Regions from separate parts of the Mus musculus genome. Here region 2 is linked to region 1. Evidence: chromatin loops called from intact Hi-C (ENCODE). Cell type or tissue: heart. All regions are shown on one strand. Links, peaks and the distances in the headings refer to the core of each region. The heading gives the core; the rest is flanking DNA.

Region 1 (5,373 bases), core at 143-5,142:
CTGAGAGTTCTACAAGCAGATGTACAGGCAACAGGCAGAGAAGCAGAGACTCTCAAGGGCCTGGATTGAGCATTTGAAACCCCTAAGCTCACCCCTAGTGACACAGTCCTCTGACAAGGCTACCCCTAGTGACCAAGCATTCGAATATGAACTTACAGGGGCCATTTCTATTCGAGCCACCATGCTCAACACACTCCCCGAGCCCCACCCTATGCCACCAAGTTGCAAGGAGATTGCATTCAAGATTTGTCTTTACTCATAATCCACCAACATGGCTGAGGAAGGCACCTGCTGGAGGCGTGATAGACATTCACGTTGTTTTATAGGAAGTACAGACAGACAACCACCCTTGTCCACGACGGCATTGAGTGTGAAATCCTCAAAGCTGCCAAAACCCTTTAACCATCGCCAGCCCCTTCTCTGTGTGCTCGCATCCAATGAGCCTACATATGTCAAGATGGTGCGCCAAGCACCAAGCCAACCTAATTAAGGTCAATGTCACCAAGAGACAAGAGGAATGGGTAGGCCTCTGTAAAACTGATTGGGGTGGGGGGGTGGGGACTCTGTAAAGCGGTTGGTGGCAATTGTGCCGGGGTGAAAGACTGTGGCAAAGAATCTCAGATCAAAGATGTTATAGAAAGGAACTTCAGATACAAGAAATGAACAAATAATTTGACTCATTTTTCTCAAAAAAAGGAAGAAAAGAAATAAAGAGAAAGATAGAGAGAGAGAAGAAACCTTAACACAACTGAAGAAGTCAAAATTGCCTACAGAAGCAGTGTTTTCCTAAAGTTTCATCTCAAACAAGAACGCTAAAAACAATACACGATGCTTATTTAAAATTACATTTACTAATTGCATGTGTACATGTGTGTGCATATGTGCGTGAAGTAGTACACGTGTGAAGTCAGAGGGCACCTGGCAGGACTTGGTTGGTCCCCCTCTGTTCCCCATGTGGGTTATGGTGTCTAACGCTGGTCCTCAGGCGACAAGAGCCTTTACTGGCCGAGCTCTTGTCTTCATCCTTGCCCTGTGGTTTTTATGTACTACTCCAGTTTGCTCAAAGATAGTTTGTGGTGTCCTATCCTTGTGGGCCCTCTGCTGCCCCCACTTTTGGGAACCATAGAGACCAGGGCCTCCGGAAGCACCAAGGACTGTGGCTTATCTAGTCCTGGGTGGGGCTAGCACCTGTAACCTCAACTTCAGGCCCTTCCTGCAGACTGCAATATATCCTTAGGTGATTTTGTTAATATCCTTTTCTCCCTTCTTATTTCTTTTGTTTTATGCTTGGTTGTTGTTTTTGTTTTGTTTGTTTGTTTGTTTGTTTGTTTTTCTGAGACAGGGTTTCTCTCTGTAGCCCTGGCTGTCCTGGAACTCACTCTGTAGACCAGGCTGGCCTCTGCCTCCCAAGTGCTGGGATTAAAGGCGTGCGCCACCACAGCCTGGCTTTGGTTGTTGTTTTAAGACAGGGCTTTTCTGTGTGGCCCTGGCTGTCTGGGAAATCACTCTGTAGACCAGGATGGCCCTCAGACTCAGAGATCCACTTGCCTCTGCCTCCTGAGTGCTAGCATTAAAGGCTAATGCCCTCCCTCCTCCGCCCCCAGGTAGATAGTTGGTGGGCTTTTTTTTTGTTGTTGTTGTTGCTCTCTTCTCTGGTTATTGTGTTCCAACTGAGACCTGATGGTTCCCACCAACGTTTCTTAGCAGTGCTTGTCCTATACCTCTCTTCTGTGTTTGCTTTAGAATGCCTGGTTCTTGTCATTTCATGTTCAACCTCTCAGAGGTTCTTGTTAGTGGCACATGGGGCAGGGGGCACTGCAGGACATGGCCAAGTCTAGAAAGTTGTTCCCAGACTAGTTAAGATTGTGATTTCACCACAAGTTTTGGCACACATCTCTAATTCCAGCATTTTGGAAGCGGGGGCAGGAGGATTGAGTGTTTAAAGCCAGATGGACCGACCTGTATTGTGAGACCTATCTCAAAAATTTAAAAATAAATAAATAAATAAATAAATAAGTGGTGTTCTTTCTTTAGCTCAAGGTTCAAAACTCACAGGGATTGAAGGGTTTTTTGTTTTTGTTTTTGTTTTAGTATCAGGGACAAAACAGCCTCCTGAGCAGGCTCGGAGTTTCCCTGTCCTTGTGGAATGAAGGGTGGGGCAGAAACATTTTGCTACCTGCCATCCCACATTCATCCACTGAGCGGCAGTATTGCTCCACAGGGGACAACCAGATGATGCCATGCCGGTGATGCAATCAGGCTCACAGGATGACTCTTGCCTAGCATTTACTGAACGGCAAGAATGTGCCGGCTTATATAAACAGTAGGCAACGATCATACAAGAGAGGGGCGGTGAGGCATTTCTTTCGTTGTTTCTGGTTCTATGAGACACTGTCTCGCTATGAAACATATTCCAATGGTGAAATAAAAGCACACGAGAGCGATTAGATGATGTTTCCAGTGACTCATGACCAGTGAGTGAACGGCCGAGCTAAATTCAGACTTAGATCTGCTCTCCCGACCTCAATGTCATGACTGAACTCATCCTAGCAGCAGCTTGCCAGCGCTGTGCCCACGCCGCTAGTGCCTCTCACTCGCCTGGCCCAATTTACCATCTTTCAATAATCTAAATTAAAACTGGGGGCCACTGGCTTGGATCTAAAATTGTAAAATGGGTTATTGAACTGCCAGCCTGGAGCCCAGAGACCTCTCTTCTGTATGAGCAAGGACAGAGGTATGCCCTTCCGGACGACGCTCTCTGGTTTTCATTATGTCACGGCTTGCACAGCTGCTGGAGGGCTGTCTGGAGCATCTGCTCCAATGCCTTTCGCTACAGGAGCCATTTCGCCACAGGCCACAGCCGTTCAATGGCTCCTGTAGCTTCCAGGGGGGAAAGTTGCACTCCTAAGCTCCCTCCCCCAACCGGCTTTGTCGCTTCTCTGCTTCCCCATTGGCTGGCAAGCACCTGGGCCACAGCTCTTCAGCACTTCTTGGACCTGCAGCCCATCCCAGAGATGGAGGATGCTGCTGTCCCACACCGGCTGTTAGCGAGATGGAGCCACCAACGTACAGCTGGCACACAGCAAGGGACTCGTAGTGTTCCTTGTCTTCCCTTCCCTCATGCTTGTACGACCTACAAAGGGCAGTCCACGTGGCAGCATGTTCTACACAGTGCTGTTATCCTTGGGCAAATACTTCCAGGCACAGCAAACAGGGACATTATTACGTCACTCAAGCTGATGCAGAAGAAGCCGTTTCCTAGACTTTATTCCTCTCACATCCCTGAAAAGTGGATAAATACCCTGTAAACTCTGGATGCTCGCCACTGGCCACAGAGTTATGATCATCTGGTTGTCTCCACAGGTTGACGCTAACGTTGGGCCTGCAGTAGCATCTTTAGAACGCTAGCTGGTCGATCATGATTGGCATAGACAGGGAAGCGGGGAGTACGGGCCGGTCATTCCAGGGTCCTATGATTTGACTCGGCATTGTCCAGAGCACGAGGAAGCACAGCAGAAACAGGGCCCAAGACTCCCTTTTCTCGGATGTGGAACCTGCTGTTTCAAACTGCAGGACTCAGACAAGGCAAGGCCCCAGCGCAATGGACAGCAGCTGATTTTGCGGGCTGAGGACTGGTTGGGTTGACCATGCTCAGACAAGAAAATCTATACAACACTGCTGCGGCTCTGAACCCCAAGCGCGGTTGTCCTACCCTTTCTTCCCAGCTCCCTGATTCACCCTTTCTCTGAAACCCCAGGAGAGTAAATAGCGATTAGGCAGAAACTATGTGGTGCTTTCCCATTCCAGATACTCCAGACTAGAGCGGCCGGGAGCTTGGAGCTCAGCCTGTTCCAGGGAAGTCGGGCAAGCATGAACTCTGCCCGTGGCTGGGACTCTCCTGACTCCAACGCCCTCTCAGTCACACCAGGGGTTCCAGATTTTCCCTATCTGCTGCCACACCCAACCTACCTGCTTGGGATTTGCATACTAGGTAAATTTTCTGCTCACTAAACATTTGCCTATTCTAGACTCACGACTGGGGCACTTCGGTCATCAGAGGGTTTGACAGCAGTCTCTGTTCTTGAGGACTTAAAGTTATCAGATGTCCTTTAAACCCCGTGGGCATGTCACATGCATCTGATTCTCACCTTTACCTTGTTCAGGGGCATTATTTTCTGAGTGTGTGTCATTCACAGTGAGCGGTCTTGGGCACCATGTCTCTTGTTCCACAGGGAACCTGATTGTGACTATTCACACCAGAGATAGACTTCCGAGGTCACTCTGCAAGGTCTAATAAGGTGAGACCTCTGGGTCTTCTGTCAACACCTTGAGATCCCAGCCTTGGGTCATGCTAGGTAATAGCCCTAGAAGGTTACATGTAAATGTGTTCCTGCTGCAGCTAGCAAGGATGATGTAAATGCGCCCCCCCCCCCAGAAAGCATGTGAGCAAGTGGGTGTGGCCAGGCACCCCATGGAGAGAGCTCCTGGGTGGAAAACAGCTACCACCACATTGGGACTTTGGGGCCCTGGGAAGAGAGCTTCCTGTTCCCAAATACCCTGATCCCTGCAAGTGTCTAACCAGGGATAGTGAAGTCTGGTAGCCGGGGCTGAGAGACCTTGGAGCACTTAAGTCCTTCTGCTCCTTATTGCTGAGTGAACCTGCATCTCTGAGATTCTGTTTAATCCTGTTAGAAGAAGATTATATAGGACCTATTTTAGTTTGTTTGTTTGTTTGTTTGTTTGTTTCCAGAGGGTTTCTCTGTGTAGCCCTGGCTGTCCTGGAACTTTCTCTGTATACCAGGCTGGATTCAAACTCAGATATTCAGCTGCCTACCTCTGCCTCCTGAGTGCTGGGATTAAAGGCCATCATCACCTGGCTGCACCTATTTTTATAAAGGATTACACTGCTTAATATTTGTTTTAGGTTTATTTTATGCATGTGAGGGTTTTGTCAGTATGTATGTGACCCCATCACTCTCTCTGGGTGGGTGTTTGTGAGCTGCCATACAGGCGTTGGGAACCTAACATAGGTCCTGCTGAGCCATCTATCCCACCCGAAGGAATACACTGTTTAAAAACACATGCATGAGCAGTGGAATGTGTGTAGAGTCAGAGAAGCTTTTGAGGGCTGGTTCTCCACTGTGAGGTCTGGTATGGAGCTCAGACTCCTGTGGCAAGGACCTTTACCTACTGAGTCATCTTTCTGGCCTACCATTTTTGAGACAAGTTCTCCCACTGAACCCTGAGCTCACACTTTGATTAGGCAGGGTTACCACTGAGTCCCCAGGATCCAGCTGTCTTTACCTGTCAATGATGGGGTTATGGTATGGGCTAACACATCTGACTTTTGTTGGGGTGCTGGGGCTCCAAACT
Region 2 (5,373 bases), core at 153-5,152, 140 kb after region 1:
ACTCAACATGATCAGGCTAAGAGGCCCAGGAAGTTGTTTTTCCCCTCAGAGCTCCAGCCCTGAGAATATTTTCAGTTTATATGTATGAGTGCTTTGCCTGTGGGTATGTGTGTGCCCCCTGTGTGTGCCTTGCTCGTACCTACAGGAGTCAGAGGCATTGGATCTCCTGGAATTGGAGTCAGGACTGTGAGCCACCGTGTGAGTGTTGGGAACCTAACCTCAGTCCTCCGGAAAAGCAGCCAGTGCTCCTAGCTGTGGAGTCCTTTCTCTGGAATTAGATGGTTTTAGGGAACAAAGCGAGGGAAGAAACAACCATCTAATTAACTAAAGATCTAAATAACTTTAGAAGTCCCACAGTCTTTACATATTCTTAAAATTTCAATCTCTTTAAAATATCCATCTCTTTTAAAATCCAAAGTCTTTTTACAATTAAAAGTCTCTTAACTGTGGGCTCCACTAAAACAGTTTCTTCCTTCAAGAGGGAAAATATCAGGGCACAGTCACAATCAAAAGCAAAAGTCAATCTTCAACCATCCAATGTCTGGGATCCAACTCACGATCTTCTGGGCTCCTCCAAGGACTTGGGTCACTTCTCCAGCCATGCCCTTTGTAGCACACGCATCATCCTCTAGGCTCCAGCTGCCTGTACTCCACTGCTGCTGCTGCTCTTGGTGGTCATCTCAGAGTGTACTCACTCTTGAAAGTTGGTGGTGAGAAACCAAAACCTCATGCTGTTGAGGGCAGAGACGATTTGGAGCTGGCCAGAGCTGGGTTTGAATTCTTGGGCTTCCGGGTGTCATAGTGTCACTGTCGGAGGAAGCTGTCCTCATTCTTCAGATGGAACCAATTAATGCCTGCCTTGTGAGGGTTGCCTGAAGCGTAAATGGAAAATAAGGTTGAAAAACTTTTTAAAAATCTTTCTGGGGCTGGAGAGGTGGCTCAGTGGTTAAGAACAGTGGCTGCTCTTCCAGAGGTCTTGAGTTTAATCCCCGGCAACCACATGGTGGCTCACAACCATCTGTAATGGAACCTGATACCCTTTTCTGGCACACAAGTGTACATGCAGATAGAGTGCTTATACATAAATCTAAAAGAGAGAGAAAGAGAAGGGAGGGAAGGAGAGAGGGAGGGAGGGAGGGAGGGAGGGAGGAAGAGACTAGAGAGACTGGCTCAGTGGTTAAGAACACTCATGGTTCTTTCAGAGGTCCTGAGTTCAATTCCCAGCAACCACATGGTGGCTCACAACCATCTGTAATGAGATTCGATGCCCTCTTCTGGTGTGTTGTGTCTGAAGACAACAACAGTGTACTCACATACATACATACATACATACATACATACATACATAAAATAATTTTTTTAAAAAGCTATTTGTTTAAAAAAATTTTTTTTCTAGGTTGAGAAGCTACAGCCAAAAAGGTCAGAGAGGCCCACTGGGCAAAAGGCCTATGGAAGAGATGGGTAGGTGGCCTGCTGTCATAGCCAAGGGGCTAGCCTAGTGTTCAGGATTGCCCCGATTCCAACCCAAAGTTGTTTTGATAGAATGGGATCTTAAAGCTAAATATGCTACCAGTTTCTCCTTCTAGGATGTGGGGTTGATGGTGATTGGTGAGGGAATGGTCGAGTTTGTGGGGTGCCTGTCTATACACACCGAAGAACTCGGGCAACTTCACAGTCCCCTATATTTTATGACTCACACACATGGCCATCTCAAAGACCGTCTACTGAGTCAGCTTCGCTGATGCCTGCCTCGTGCCTCGCTTCCCTGTCCCCACCACTGGAGGTGACCTTCAGGATTCTTTCTGCACGAGGCTTTCACGCGCGCAGGCTTGGAATCAATCGGCCCGTGGCCACGGTTCCTAGCGGTTCCGCGGCTGCCAGCACTGACCCGTGGCAAGAGGAGGTCGCAATGGCCGAGCCAACCGTTGTCATAGCCCCCACCACAGTACCAAGAGAAGACCTGGGACATGGGGAGCCGCTCCTCATGACTGCGGTAGGGTAGCCTGCCCCTTGTGGCTCCGCAGCCGGGGCTCAGGGAGCCCAGAGCCTTTTCCGCGTCCCTACTTCAGGCCCTCGAGCTGCTTAGCCTTCTTGCCGAGAGACTCTTATCGAGTCTGGAGCTGCCTGATTCTTTGTTTTATTTGATTGTGATTTGATTTTCTTTTTCTCTGCCACTTCCCTTACCTTCTTTCTCCACCCCTACCCTCCCCGCCACAATTTACTAGCGTCAATAGAGGGATTAGATTTTCATCCTTTCGCTTGCCTCTGTTAAAGAATGCAGTTTGCAGTTCTGCCTGCCCTGCCTTCCCTACTTTAGTACATTAAAAAAAAAAATCGGATGAGGAATGTTTAGCCTATCATTTACGTTCTCCTTTAAAGTGAATCTAAAATGATAGGTGGTTGGATTATAAACCGCTCGTCTGGGTCAAAGGGACAGCTCATTTGGTCTTGTCAATCCGTCAAGACAGTCCGTCCCAGCCCTACCTCCCTTCTCTGCTTTGGAGCAGGATGCGGGAAACCTGTTTTGACCTGCCTGAGAAAAATTTCTTTCTGACTGCAAAATGTGCAACTAAGAAATCAACAGGAATCTAATAAAAGAGTGTGCTGGGTGGGAGGAGACTGATTTGGATGTCTAGCATGGCATCAAACCATGGAAACTCTTTTGCTATTGAGAGGAATGTACGTAGTTCACAGTGGCACTACAGAACTCACGGAGTTGATTTCAGTTAGAAGACAGGGTGGGCCGCATCTGCCATTTTTACCAATTATTCTTTTGGGTATTCTTGCTTGAGATTCCCTATTTCATATTATAAACTGAAAGTAGAATTTGATATTTTCATGATTTGTAATAGCACAAAAAGAAAACCCAAACACCCAGGTTCTGTGGACAGTGGGGCTGAAGAAAACTTGAGGTCATCAAAAGTTTATATGAAGTGCTTGCTGTCGAGACAGGAAACCCAGGGAAACTGAGGCATACCCAATCCATCTGTTTCCTTCTCTCTTTCTCTTCTTTCTTTCTTTCTCTCTCTCTCTCTCTCTCTCTCTCTCTCTCTCTGTGTCTCTCTCTGTCTCTCTCTCTCTCTGTCTCTCTCTCTCTTTCTTTCTTTCTTTCTTTTCTCTCTCTCTCTCTTTTTTTTTTTTTTTTTTTTTTTTTTTGGTTTTTCAAGACAAGGTTTCTCTGTGTAGCCCCGGCTGTCCTGGAACTCACGCTGTAGACCAGGCTGGCCTCGAACTCAGAAATCCGCCTGCCTCTGCCTCCCAAGTGCTGGGATTAAAGGCATGCGCCACCATTCTTAACTTGACAGACGAGATGTTAAAAATAGAACTTAACCATTTATCAAGCAGTGACTTAATAAATGTGGCTGTGTGTACGTGTGTCCCACCCCTCTCTCCATGTGACTCCCTGGCTGGCCTGGAGCTCACTGTGTAGACCAGGCTGGCCTAGAACTCACAGAGATCCACCTGCCTGTCTCCCTTATTAAAGGTGTGCACCACCACACCTCCATGCCCAGATAGTGTTTATTTTTATAGTTCTGTGAGAGAGCACAGCGCAGAAGGGTTGGCTGAGCAACTTGCCCAGGGCATTTAGTCACCACACAAAGGAGTCATGGCCTAATACTACCTAATGCTCTTTTAACATCTCTGTGAGATACAGTATTTCTTTTAATGTCACTAAAGAGATTTTAGATACTAAAAACCTCTTAGCATCTTAACAATGTAAGGAAATAGTACGGGCAAAGCGTATGTCGCTTTCGTTTTAATAATGGTAGGTAGCTACTTGGTTTGGTACGGGCAATTTAGGTTCCTCAGGTAGATAATTTCAAGAGATCACCTTCTAAACAAATAAGCAGATTTTTTGTTTGTTCATAGAAACAAGTCAAGAAGACGCCAGGTCTTGAGAGAGAAGGATGGTGGAGGCTCACAATAACGGTCTGTATACCCTCACTCTTTCCAGTTCCACACTTGTCTTCCTCCCCCTGGTGTTAGTCAGTCCTGCCTTCTCAGGCAGCAACACTTAACTGTGAGAAAACCGAGTCTACTCAGCTCTGCACACATTGCATTTCTGTTTGTGCTTTTAGAACTCGCTAAGTTCTAGAGTTTAGGATGAGACATTAGCTTTAAGCGTCGAATGTAAGAGTTTAAAGCGTGAAAGAGACCTAGAGATCTCGGTGCTTGCTTACCGAGTGGCTCGCGAAGGCCAACCTTCAATCTCGGTCCCATTCAACTCCTCCCACCTAGGATCTCAGTCAGGTCCTCTGTGGAAAGGGGATTTGGCTTCTGGTTTTTGTCACAGAGAAGCCAGTTTGTTAACACGATGTCCTAGTCAGGGTTACTGATGCTCTGATGAAACGGATGAATCACTGCGGCCAAAGCAACTGAGGGAGGAAACGGTTTATTTCAGCTTACACTTTGGGTAACAGTCCGTTACTGGGGGAAGTCAGAGCAGGAACTCAAACAGGGCAGGAACCTGGAGGCAGGAGCTGACGCAGAGGCCATGGAGGGATACTGCTTACTGGCTTGCTCCTCATGGCCTGCTCAGCCTGCTTTCTTAAAGAACTCAGGACCAGGGCTGGAGAGATGGCGCAGAGGTTAAGCACACTGACTGCTCTTCCTAAGGTCCTGAGTTCAAATCCCAGCAACCACATGGTGGCTCACAACCATCCGTAATGGGATCTGATGCCCTCTTCTGGGGTGTCTGAAGACAGTACCACGTACTTACATATAATAAATAAATAAATCTTTAAAAAAAAATAACTCAGGACCTCCAGGCCAGGAATGGCACCACCCACAGTGGGCTGGGCCTTCCCCCATAAGAAAATGCCCTCCTGTCAGATCTTACTTTCTCAGTTGAGGTTCCCTCCTTTCAGATAACTCTAGCTTGTGTCAAGTATGAGTAGCCAGCACGGATGGTAAGTGTGTCAGGTACGTAAGAATAAGCTGGTAGCATATGAAAGAATGGCCCATTCACTCTCTCAAAGGACACTTTTGCATTACAGACATTTATCTATCAAAAGGCTTCAAAAATAGAGGCAAATTTCAGCCAAACTAATTTTAATTTTAACAAAAGACATGGTCTGAGTACTCACTGGAAAGCTAGCCAGAGTCCAGCAGGTGCTAAAACTTCAGGTCCCGCCTTAGAGCCACACTGTGTCCATGGTTTGAAGTACCAAGCCCCTTCTTGGCCATGTGCGCACCTTCCTCCTGAGGCTGCCGCTCTATTTCACTTCACTCTTTTTTTTTTTTTAAAGATTTATTTATTCAAGTACACTGTAGCTGTCTTCAGACACACCAGAAGAGGGCACCATATCTCATTACAGATGGTTGTGAGCCACCATGTGGTTGCTGGGATTTGAACTCAGGACCTTTGGAAGA

Evidence for each region. Peaks named below come from ENCODE experiments on the same cell type or tissue, not always from the same donor. Only the 100,000 strongest peaks of a DNase experiment are listed, where the experiment ranks them.
Region 2: it touches region 1 in a loop (2.5-fold over the local background); 2 of 42 quality-filtered maps call a loop at or near these places.

What each region holds. Positions count from the first base shown.
Region 1 is chr17:87,568,641-87,574,013 of GRCm38, reverse strand. Gm46587 (a long non-coding RNA gene) reads left to right here and starts at 3,257. Exons shown (of 2, transcript XR_001782168.1): 1 at 3,257-3,991. In heart, for the core only: a CTCF peak has its summit at 2,202; DNase peaks (open chromatin) are centred at 2,203 and 3,033; H3K4me3 peaks cover 855 bases; H3K27ac peaks cover 852 bases; H3K27me3 peaks cover 539 bases.
Region 2 is chr17:87,424,200-87,429,572 of GRCm38, reverse strand. Stpg4 (sperm tail PG rich repeat containing 4) reads left to right here and starts at 1,832. Exons shown (of 7, transcript NM_029298.1): 1 at 1,832-1,993; 2 at 3,871-3,930. The coding sequence starts at 1,910. In heart, for the core only: no CTCF peak of the experiment used is centred there; no DNase peak of the experiment used is centred there; H3K4me3 peaks cover 268 bases; H3K27ac peaks cover 700 bases.